Regions from separate parts of the Homo sapiens genome. Here region 2 is linked to region 1. Evidence: chromatin contacts called from ENCODE Hi-C data. All regions are on one chromosome and are shown on one strand. The core of a region is the stretch at or near the end of the contact, and the rest is flanking DNA. Distances in the headings are between cores, read along the strand shown. Region 1 holds the start of CLIP4 (CAP-Gly domain containing linker protein family member 4). Region 2 holds the start of CAPN14 (calpain 14).

Region 1 (5,837 bases), core at 1,395-3,894:
TTTAAAGCATAACTCCAATGATCCTTTTATTTGCTACCTACATAACATCTGTACAATCTACTAAACAGGTATTTACAGTACTGAACACTTAGTTGGCCTTAGAGAGAATTAAAAATTGAAATACCTGCCCTGAAAAAGCTATTTATGCATTTAACAAATATTTATTCAGTTTTTCTTACTAAGTTCTAAGCTATGCAAAGGTAAAGAAACCAGATCTGTCCTTGCCCTCATATAAATTACAGCCTAGTGTTGATTCCTACCAGAAAGTTGAAAGTAGTAAGTGCTATGACCAAGGACAGCTGAGTCCTATGAAAGCACAGATTCAAGAGGGTCAACGAAGGCTTCCTGGAGACTAATAAGTTAAAGCTGTGGCATCTGACCAGCTAACTACTAGCCACATGTGACTATTTAAATTAATTTAAAAATTGGCCAGGTGCAGTGGCTCATGCCTGTAATCCCAACACTTCGGGAGGCCGAGATGGGCAGATCACTTCAGGTCAGGAGTTCGAGACCACCCTGGCCAATATGGTGAAACCCCACAGCAAAAATTAACAGGGTGTGGTAGCAGGCGCCTGTAATCCCAGCTGCTCGAGAGGCTCAGGCAGAACAATCGCTTGAACCTGGGAGGCAGAGATTGCAGTGAGGAGAGATCAGGCCACTGCACTGCAGCCTGGGTGACAGAGCAGAGCGAGACTCCGTCTCAAAAAAAAAAAACAAAAACAAAAAAAAGAGAGAGAGAAAAGGAAAAGAAAAAAAATATTAAAATTTCAGTGCTTCCACTGCTCTAGCCCCATTCAAGTGGTCAAAAGCTATATGTGGCTAGTGCTACCATATTGGGTAATGCAAAAAGAACATGTTTCTGGTCTCCGAAAGCTCTTCTAAACAGCACTGAAGGAAAACAGTGCAGCTCACTCTCCAGATGAGAAAACAATATACAAATGCCTGAAACAAGACACAAATAAAGGTTAACACACTAAAGCAAGCCTATAGCTCCATAGTTCATTATAAATAATTAACAAGGGAGCAGTAAGCCTAAAAGTAACCAGAGTTTGAGGTTTGAACAGGGAGAAAGAGTGAAGTTGATTTTATATAATCTAAAGATCACTAGTTTCAAACACGTGTCAAAATTGGAGTTGTCATAAGCTATGAGAGACAACATAGGTCACTTTTTTAAAAGCCCTTGCTGGTGGGACTGTATGTGGTAAACACAAAATGTCTGAAATGAATCCTACAAATAGAATACCATGGGCTAAATCTTCTACAAAACAGAAGTAAACACATTCCATGCATGGCTAGACTCAATCTTACAGTCCAGATAGACCGTATCAAATGAAAGCATTTAAAAAATGCATCATATTTACGAAAGCAAAATAAGCTGGAACCAGGATGGTTCTCCAACATAAAAACGCAGACCAACTAGACTCCAGCAGGTTCAAGTCTCTGCTTTCCTCCCCAGTTGCTCAATGCCCCGCACCACGTGATCCTGTGCTGTTTAGACGACTCACTTTAAATTGTGCACAAGATTCACAAACAACAAACGTCAAAGTGAAAGTGAAGTACAATTTAAGTGCTGGCGGATGTTCCTGAGGAAGGTGTTTACTGAAACCTTTCAAAGGCGCCCGTTTTATACGATGATGGTGCTACAATATGAACGCAGTCTAGTATCTCAGAACATACAGCAAGTTATTGTCCCATAGGAACATCATCCTCTGATACGTATCAAAACACTGTCTCAGCACAGAGCTGAAAACCAGAGTCTGGATGACGTGAACAGCCTGACATCTAATTCAAAGCTCTACCATCATAAGCAGTGAATGGGATCCTTAAGGATGCGGGCTCAGCTCCAGCGCTCCTTTCAACTTCCCCTCCCAGGTGCGGATGGTTCAGAATTAAGGGATCTCAGGTAGCCAAGGACTGCAAGGACAGCCATTTGGTTTAGCTTTGAAGACCCACTGGCCAAAGGTTTCTCGACAATTTAATGCGCAAGGGGAGTCAAGTGAGAAATGGGAAGAGGCCGCGTTGGAAAGCCACTGCGCGTGCGGGGACTCTCGGGGCAGCCGCGGCTGGCGGTCGTGGCCCAGAGCCCAGCTCCGCCGCCGGGTCCCGCACACCCCGCGCCCCTCAACCTAAAGTTGGGCCGTCCGTCAGCGGCCGCCACGAGGAGTCCCCATCCCCGCCGGGTGGGCCGCTCCGCCCCGAGAAGGCCTCCCCGCGGCCAGCGACACCGGTGCCCACGGGAGGCGGCCGCGGGGCTTCCACAGCCCCCAGCGCCTCTGCGCGACCCTCCCGGGGCCACTGACCTCCCCGCGGGCCCCCAGGGCCGCCCACCCCGGCCCCAACCCCGCCGCCGGCCAGCCCGCGGCCCGGGGGGGCCCCGCGCGCCCCCGGCCCACCTGCCTCCTCCGGGTCCTCTCGGAGCGGCCGGCTGGGGACGCGGGGGCGCGGAGGAAAGGCCGAGAGGCGCGCTCCCGCCGGCGCTGTCTCCCGTGGCCGCCCACGGAGCCTCCCGCCGCGCCGCTCCACACCTCTCCGGGCCCCTCCCGCTGCCTCCCACGCGGGGTGGGCGCGCGCGCAGTGCAGGCGGCCGGGCGGCGCGCAGGCCTCGGCCACGGCCCCGCGCACGCGCTGGGGACTCGGTGGGGACGGAGGAGGCAGCGCGCGCCTGCGCTGGCTCGCCTGGCTCCCGCGCCCCCGCACTCCCCAGCAGTCAGATGATCGGGCGCACGCGGGGCCGCGACCCCGGCTGACAGCGTCTGCGGGGTGTCGCAGTGTTACCTCCCCCGCCGCGAAGCCAGGCGGCCCCGGCACGCCGTGCGTGCCCACCGCCTTCACAGCCCTCAGCCTCGCGGCCTCACGTCTCTAACCTGCGGCGCCCCCACCAGCTGCTGGGGCCGGGGACCTAGTCTTACCCGTCTTGGGCTCCCCAGAGTCCAGCCGAGCGTGGTCAAGAGTACATCCACCAGTTCCCTGCTGGCAGCGCTTGCTGTAAAAGGCCTAATCCGTGCTACACCCACGTTGAGCAATTAGTTCATATCTCCTGCGGCTTTGCTGCCTCTTCACCCACGTTTTCTCCTGACCCCTTCTCCGTCTCCCAAGGACCAGACAGGGTGAAACTGTGCACCTAAAGTCGTGAACTCTGACAGCCTGACTCTCTGTCATCTGGTAACAAGAAAGCGTTACTGGACACATAGTGAGTCCCCTTAATGAGGAGACCTAGTAAGACCATGACCGAAGTTTGAAACATGGAGACAACAGTGTTACATCTATCAGCTGTCTCTGAGGCCTACAGCGGCTGCTTCATAGAGGCTGTACTTCTGTGTTCAGCGCGCACAGTGCCTGGCAGGAACAGATGTTGAATGAACGTCTGTCAGTGTCTCTGCAAGAGCAGAGGTAAGCGCTCACCGCACCCCGGAGCATCTTTTCCTGTTAGAATCATTGATTTCAGGGACTGGAAAAAGCCCCCTTCCCACTTGCCTGAATCCTCCTTACAGTGTCTTCCCACCAAGCAGTGGTTGAACACCTCCACTAACAAGGAACTCATTACCTTTTAAGGCAGCCATTTAATCTTTGATCAGCCTTTTGGAAATTTTCTACCTTAGGAGCTAAAATCCAGCTCCCTGCATCTCTCCCTCACTGGATTTTGTTTCTGCCCTGGGGACTCTTAAGTCTGACTCCAATTCATCCAAGACACACATTACCTGTCCCTTAGGCTACTCCTGATATGACCTGGTCACAATCCCACTCACCAGCATGTTGAGGGATTCTCTTGGATGCATTCCAGCTTGTCCAGAGCTCTCTTAAATGTGATTATCAGGAATGAGTGGGTGGCCTGCCAAGTGCGGAGAGGAAAGAGACTGCCACCTCTTCTTAGGTCCTATGCTTAACAACATTCACCATATCAAAATAGTTGCTAGGAGCAGTCACATCACATTGTTGAATCGGGTGGAGCACACTTGACTAAAACCCACAATATTTGAATACATGACCATCCCTGACCCTGGTCAGCTGCCAGTTTCTCTGTCTCTGCAGGCTCAGCATCTGCGAGTGCTCTCAGAGATAATGTGACACGGATACTTCCTCCTCCCTCTGAAGAGTCCACCTCCCTTTCCCTGCTTTCATCATACCCTCTTCTTGTCTGACCCACCCATCTCTTTAGCTGGTTAAAAGAAGGAAGGCAATCTGCCCTTGGTTGGCTTCAAGCACCTATAAATGAGGCCAATTGTCATTGAACCACAGAAAGTCATAAAGATCTGTGTGTAACAGAGTAGCTATTGGTGAAGTTTCCAAACGTATACAGTTCACTTTTATTGCTGATTTAAATTATCCATCTGAAATACCACTATTAGTAGGTGACAAGGCATGGCTAGCTCAGTTGTTCTTAGTTATAATAAAGATCTCTGTTAGAACCAGCCAGGCCACTGGCTTTATCTGCTACACCCAAACACTGTATGATACATAGGCAAATTCCCAGGATACCAAGCCACCAGAGTCTCCCACTCACTTAGTTGCCTTTGTTCAAAAATCTGACGTTACTTCTTTATACCATCATCAAGAATGCAAGTGCTCGTTGGAGTCATGCTTCCTAGAATACCTCGTGACATACAAGCTTTAGAACCAGGTATTGCCCAGTTAACCAGAGTGAGACTGGACAATGATATGTGGCCAGAACTTGGAACTTGAACTATTCATTGGGGTGGGAAGGCACATGGGGATGTGGACCAACTGTAGCTGCTGAGATTCAATTCTATCTGGAGACACAAAGTTCCTGAAAAGTATAGCAATAATCCACAGCGTCAGGAGGTGATCAACTTACTGGTCAACATCACAGTGTGGAGAAAGGGCATTACTCACTGACCACTGTAAGGCACTTGACCTATGGAAATCTTGTCTTCACTTTACAAATGAAGAAGCAGACTCTGGGAGGCTGCGTGACTTGCTCCATGTAGCCAGGGGCAGAAATAAGATTCAAACCTAAGTCTGTCTGATCTGAAGGCCTATGTTGATTCACTACTTTGCTAACCTACACAGGCTGTCTTTGGGGGCATTAAAGACCCAGAATGGCTGCATAGAGCAGCATTCAGGAATTCAGACACTCGGCAGCAGGAAGATCTGTCAGCAGCTCTCAGGACCCCGACCATGATAAAAGGGTTAGAGGAAATAGCAAAAGAAGACAAGGTCACTGCTTTTACATGGACTGGATATGGGATGGAATATCATCAGTTTCTAATTTGTGAGTGTATAGGGGGCCTAGGCCCTTAGGACCATGAGAGACACCCAACTGTCAGAATTGGGGCACCAGATTGGAGTTCAACTAGCAGAAGTGCTTAAATGCAAAAGATCAGAGCACTGGGCAGAGCCCCTAATATCTTCCTGTCTGTGATGTTTACAGGTGTGATCATCAGCATAAAAAGCCCAACAGAATCAACAAAGTATTAGAAGTAATGTTAGCTCAGCAAGGTTGCCAAGTACAAGATCAGTTTCTAAAAATCAATAGTTTTGTCTACATCAGCAGTAAGCAACTGGGAAATGTAACAGACAATAAGAAACCATTCACAATAACAATAAAGTTTAACAAACTCTAAAGCATAATATCCAGGAATTAACCCAACAACTTGCAAAAACTTTAAGGAGAAAATTTTAAAACTCTATTTAAGGACATAAAATATTGAATAAGTGGAGAGATACAGCATGGATAGGATGACTTTACATTGTAAAAGTATCCATTTAGTCTCCAAAGTAAATGTTATGGCAACCAAAATTCCAGCAGAAACTAAATTTTTAGGGAACTCAACAAACTTACAAAATATATAAGGAGAAATAAATTTTAAACAGTTAAG
Region 2 (5,837 bases), core at 269-2,768, 2.1 Mb before region 1:
AGATAACTAAGGGCCAGGATGAGGAGATGAAAATGAAAAGGTTATGTCTGGGAGATAGATAATAATAATAATGGTCTTCCCAGATCCACTGCTTCTGCTATCCTCATAACACCTTCAGACCCATGCGAGGAAGGGTGGCTATTTGGCACATGAGGCAGGGGGAAGGCTCCAAAGAGCGTTTAGCTCAGGAAGAAAGCTTTGGATTTGATTTGACAGTGGCAGGGAGACAATTCCTTGACAAAGATGAGGAGAAGTTAGTGGAACCTGACACCCTGGGACTTTAGCCCCATCTCTGCTGTTTACTGGCTGCGGTTATCTTGGGCGAGTTGCCATGCTGTGCCTCCGTTTTCTTTTTGTAGAATGTGGATAATAATAGCACTACCTCACAAAGTTGTGAAGATTCCATGAGATTCTGCATGCAATGTGCTTAGCATTGTGCTTGGCATGTCATAAGTGCTCAAAACGTGTTGGCTATTATTATCAATATTAGTTAATTTATCAGTACTAATAAAATGGGTGGAGTGATAATCACACAAAATGATTGAGTTGGAGAGATTAGAGTCAAGGCAGAGGCCAAGAAGCAGGCGGGGAGGAAGAGGACAGAGGATTTCCACAGGCAAGGGACTCTGATTCCACTGACACATATTGAGCACCTCCTGGGTACTAGGCATGGTTCTGGGTTCTGGGGATCCTAGGTGTGCAAGCGTGGAGGCAGGCAAGCTGGAACCAACTAAGCTGCTATGATGGAAATCTGTGCAAGTGGTGGTGGGAACCTAGGAGAAGGATTTGGGGGTGGGGGTGGGGAGGGAGTGAAGAAGTCTAGAGCAACCACAGGAGGGCTAAGAAATGCTTTAAGGGAAGAACAACCAGATTTGGAGCAACGGGACCCAAGGTGAACTGTGAGGAGACAACCAGTGGGAGGTCAATGTTCTGAGTCCCAGATGGCCAAAATGGGGGATTTGGAAAGTAGGTTGGGAAGGAAGAGGGAGCGATCTCAATAGCACAAATGAATCACAGATTTCCTCCTTAGCAGGAAACATCCCTGAGGGCTGCCTCAGACTCTGACAACCATAAAAGAAAACCCACAGCCACCTCTTGAAAATACTTTCCAGGCTTCTGTCAATGTTAGTTTAAACATAGGGATGTACAGGAATCTCTGTCTTGGTTCTTTGGTGTCCTGGGAGTTGTGGGGAGGTGAGCAAGCAGTATCATGTGCTCCTGCAGTGAAATGCTTTTCTAGGTCACACCTGAAAGTACCCTCCCCAGGGTTGGAAGTGAGAAGATGACTAACTCTCTCTCATTAAGGCATTACTGAAACAGGCTTTCTCTGTATGGTGTTCTAAAGAAATAATTGGATTTGTGTAATCCAGTCGCAAAGCCCTGGGTACTCCACTCCCTTCCAGAGAACACACAGTGGGGAGGAACCAAGGTCCTGGGAGGTGGGGTCGCAAATTCTTGGCTAAACACCATGTGTAGAAAGGACCCATATATAAGAGGTGGTTTCAGGCTGCATGCTTCTGACTGCACCGGGATTAGAGCTTGCCCAGGCGCTTAAAGAAGCAAAATCTCCTGTGCAGGTAAATTTCTTTAGTTCCAAGGGTGGGTCCAAGTTAGCCCAGAGGCCCTATGAGACTCTACAGGGTCTGGGTTTAGAAGGTGAGAGGATGGTATTTGCTTCTCCTGGTTTGAGCTTTGCAGGTGAGTGTATACAGAAAAAACCCTGGAGTCTGGAGATTTCAATTTTGTCCTCAGTTTTGCCATCACTTATTAGTGTGACCTTGAGGAATAGACTTCAGCCCTTTGGCCCCAATCTCCTCATTTAAAAAAAAAGATGGGAGTATCTTTGGGCCTGGGTAATTTCTGAGGTCCCTCCAGCTCTGGTTTCTCTCGAAGTCATTTGGTAGAGTTACTGATGCTGCTAGGTGCTGTCATTTCCCAGAACATAGGCCATCCCAGTTGTCTCCTGAGCCTCCTGATGAGAAGGAATCTGGGGGCAGCCAGCTTATCACTGAGGCCTTATGGGATCCTCAGAGTCAAGGAGGCCGACTGTTCTCTGTTCTGATAAGCAGTGAGGCTGGGCTGACTTCCTGTATGAAATTAGATGTGAAAAACACACTGGGACGGTGACCACACTATAAGAGTGAAATATTGCCTCAAATGATAGCTGTCAGTGTGGTGCTTGGCACGGCCCTTGCCTAGATTAGAAATCTCGAAATTGCCCTTGTCTGAGTGGTCTGCTGGCCTATGGGCACTGGAAATCACTCCTCAAAGCTCTGGAGGACTCCAGAGCGAGGTAGTCGGCTCTCAGTTCAGCTTATAACCCTCTCCTATGGAGGCACAGGGTGACAATGTTTTGGTGGGTGGTACCTAAGTGTTTCAGCCTGGGTACATCTTCCAGGCCTGATAGGGTGAGGGGTGTCTTTGACTTTCTAGGGGGAGAATTCTTGGATGAGTTAGGTACTGGCCATTTCACAGAGTGGGCACCTCATGCTGAAGAGTGAGGGCCCTTTCTAGAGTGTGAGCCTGGTCGTTGGACTGTGACTTCCTCGAGGGCAGAAATTCTGTCTAATCCATCCTGTACCCCTACCATCTAGGGCAATGCCTGGCCCATGGGGAAGCATGCAATAAAGCCTTGTTTAAATGAATTGATTCTCCCACTTTTCAAACTCCCTTGTAAATCTCTCTCCTGACCATCAAAACAAGCAGTAGAAAAGGAATGGAATTGATGTAACTATCAGTGGTATAATTGGTTTGGTGATAGATCGCTCGACCTCAAGGGTAACCACTAAGCTAATTTCTAACATATAGATTGGTTTTGTCACTTTTGAAAGTTATGTAAATGGAATCAAAGAGTTTTTGTGTCTGGATTTTTTCTACTTAATATTGTTTGTGAATCTCATCATATTGCAGCATGTAATTCTTGTTTGTTCAGAGCTGTGAAGTATTTCATTGTATAAATGGTTATCACTATTATTAATATTTATCCATGTTCATGGACATTTGGGTAGTTTTCATTTGGGGATATTTTGCATATTTCTGTTGTGAGTATTCTTGTACATGTCTTTTGGTGCATAGATTTAAGCATTTCTGTTGGGTAATAACCAGGAATGGAATTGTATCATATAGTTTGTATGTGTTTAGCTATAGTATTTACTGTCAAATAGTTTCTTTTTTTTTTTTTTTTCTTTTTTAAGATGTTTCTAATTGACTTACTTTTTCCAAAAGTTTGCCTGGGTTTTTAACTGCATACTTTGATCTTCTGGAGTAGCGTTAATCAGAGCCTAAAATGACCGGCCAAGTCTTCCAGCCCAGGAGTGGGCTTGGGAGAGGAGGGGGCTGTTAACCAGCATTCTCTCCCCAGTTCATGAGTGTGAGTGAAGGGCAGGAAAGCCCCACAAGGAGAAGACAAGAGGTTTCCAGGGAAGGCTCTGGAGAGGAGGGACATTTGCCCTGAGCTTTGAAGGATGAGGGAGATTTGAGGTAGAGGGGGTCAGGAGGAAGCGACATCTCCTTTGTAAGTTTGGACAGAGCAGAGGGTGTGTGGTGGGGGTTTGTGTACACAGAAAGGAACTAACACACCAAGAGCCTGGCCATTTGGACTTGAGGCCATGAGCTGTGTGGTTTTGAGGGCGTGACGTGAAATGGCCAGTCCTATGGCAAATGCAGGATCAGAGGAGGAGATGAGCTACCTCAGTCTGACCGCTCATCTAGCTCAAATTCCATGACTCTCTGAAGATGCAAATGCCCCTGCAAAAAAAAAAAGGAATGAATTTACATCTGCTTTAAAAGTCTTTCCTGTCCAAATGTGTTGTCAAATGTTCAGAATCATTTGATATTTTGTTTTAAAAAATCAGAAGGATTGGCTCTTTAAAAGCGTGGGAATGGATAGAAAAAGAAGAGTAGGGGATGACTCTCAGACTAGGGTGCCGCTACCTCTTGGGGTTGAAAGTGTCAGAGCAGGGCAGCTGGAGGGGAACAGAGTGACTCCACTGAAGTCATAGTTTAGGAGGAGGCTGTACAAAGAGGGTGTGCCTGTGCCGGAGAGAAGAGATGATGCCCCAGGGCTCCCCCAACAGTCAGGCCAAGCAGGCCATGACTCCCTGGAACTGCTCAGAGGTCCTGTCAGTACATGGGGGCACTGAATTGGATGACCACTAAGTTCCTTCTAGCCTCATATTTGGTTCAGCTGCAATGAGCGACGCCAGGGTGCAACTTCCACAAAGGCCGAGCGGATGTTCCTTTGCTCAGGGAAAGCTGTGTCCAGGTCGTGGCAACTCAAGGTGTACACCCATGCTCCAGGGAGTCTTATTCTCTGCAAAGATTTGTGACTATGCAGTGTCTCATAAAGTCAAATGGAAGTGGGGCAGCTGGGGGTGAGTAGGGAGCTCCAACAGCCAAGTTCTTAGACCTCCATAGAGGCATGCAGTCAGCCCAGGGGACGCCTACCCCAGCATTGCCAGTTAAGGGACTTCCTGCCGCTTCTCCCCCACCTTCTCCCAAGGTGCATGTTCCCTTTGGAGACTTGTTTTTTCTTTTAGGTCTGACCTTGGTTTTACTTCCCCAGGTTGCTTTGACGTGGATCCCACATACCACCCAGGAAAGGAGCCCTAAGGCAAGCCTGGATGAGCATTTTGGAGGGGAAGGATGTTAAAGAGGCTCCCTCAACCTAAATCAGGCCCCAGCAATGTGATCAGACACCAGAGGAGCAGCCAAGTGATTGACAGTTCACAGGAAGTTTTTAACTTCCTTTATCTCAGTTCAGCTTCATAAGAGGGGAGGGGAGGGCACGCTTTATTGTTCTTTACATTTTCCAAGTGAAGAAACATCCATCCCTTCTGTCAGTGAGTCAATTGGCCAGCATTTATCAAGCATCTGTTTATTCATGGTATTATGTGACTATATCATGAATGATCACATCTGGGAATACAGATTTTAAAAAGCCTATACCATTCTCGCCTTCAAGAACTCATAGTTGGGCCACATTCATCATTGTTTACTGAAAGGCAAATGTCTGCTCTAATAAATGAAGAATCATGCTTGGGGTTTTCTGTTAGAAACTTGATCTAAATGCAGACAGATGTCTAAACAGTAAAAGAAAAACAATTTAAAGCCTTTCAAACCATTAACATTACAAAATCATTTCATCTTTTATGAACAGGTCATGATATGTACATAGAGATGCTGTTTTCCTGTTCGTAATCAGTAACCACAGAACCACCTGAAAACTGCCCAGGAATGTCTGATGTTATCACATCTAAATAAGGGATTAGATGTGAAACTTTAGCAGAGAGAAACTGCAGGCCACATTTGCAAGTGTTTTGAGACATGATTGTAACTGTAAATGTTAAGGGTCTATTAAAAAGTCAACGAATCAATTAGAGATAAAATTGTTTCATTAAGATAAATTCTTAATGATGGATTCAACCAACCACATTTTAATCTGTGAGTTCCTACTTGGAGCTTACCCCTGTGCCTAGCCCTGCAACAGCAATCTACCTGGTTAAACAGTGCTTTAGAGCAGTGCTCAGCAAACTTTGCCTATGAAGGACAGCATAGTAAATATTTTAGGCTTGTGGCCCCTAAGAACTCCGTGGCAATGACTCAACTCCGCTGTTGTAATGCGAAAGCAGCCACGGACAATACCAGACAGATAAGTGTGGCTGTAGTTTCAGTAAAACTTTATTTATCCAGGCTGTAGTTTGCCAACTCCTACTTTAGACTTTTGTCAAGTCTTTTCACACGATTATCTCTTTTGAGTTCTGAGAGTAGGCACAGTACATGTCATCCCATATTGAGGGTGAGGAAGCCAGCTCAGAGAGGATAAAGGAGTCAGCACA

The links. Hi-C counts contacts between places; a loop is a spot of excess contacts on that map. Pooled maps may share reads with other maps.
Region 2: a loop to region 1 is called in a map with no recorded cell type, with 8 times the contacts of the local background. The contact joins the promoter of CAPN14 here to the promoter of CLIP4 in region 1. A Hi-C loop is called at or near these places in 2 of 37 single-sample maps with no recorded cell type and 2 of 50 pooled maps.

Annotation. Positions count from the first base shown.
Region 1 is chr2:29,112,222-29,118,058 of GRCh38, reverse strand. CLIP4 (CAP-Gly domain containing linker protein family member 4) reads right to left here and starts at 2,644. Exons shown (of 16, transcript NM_024692.6): 1 at 2,394-2,644. It overlaps LOC105374386 (a long non-coding RNA gene), which reads left to right and starts at 3,315. Exons shown (of 3, transcript XR_007086265.1): 1 at 3,315-3,390. RefSeq lists silencers at 1,994-2,233, 2,424-2,783.
Region 2 is chr2:31,213,196-31,219,032 of GRCh38, reverse strand. CAPN14 (calpain 14) reads left to right here and starts at 1,518. Exons shown (of 22, transcript NM_001145122.2): 1 at 1,518-1,577. RefSeq lists enhancers at 3,894-4,394, 4,395-4,895.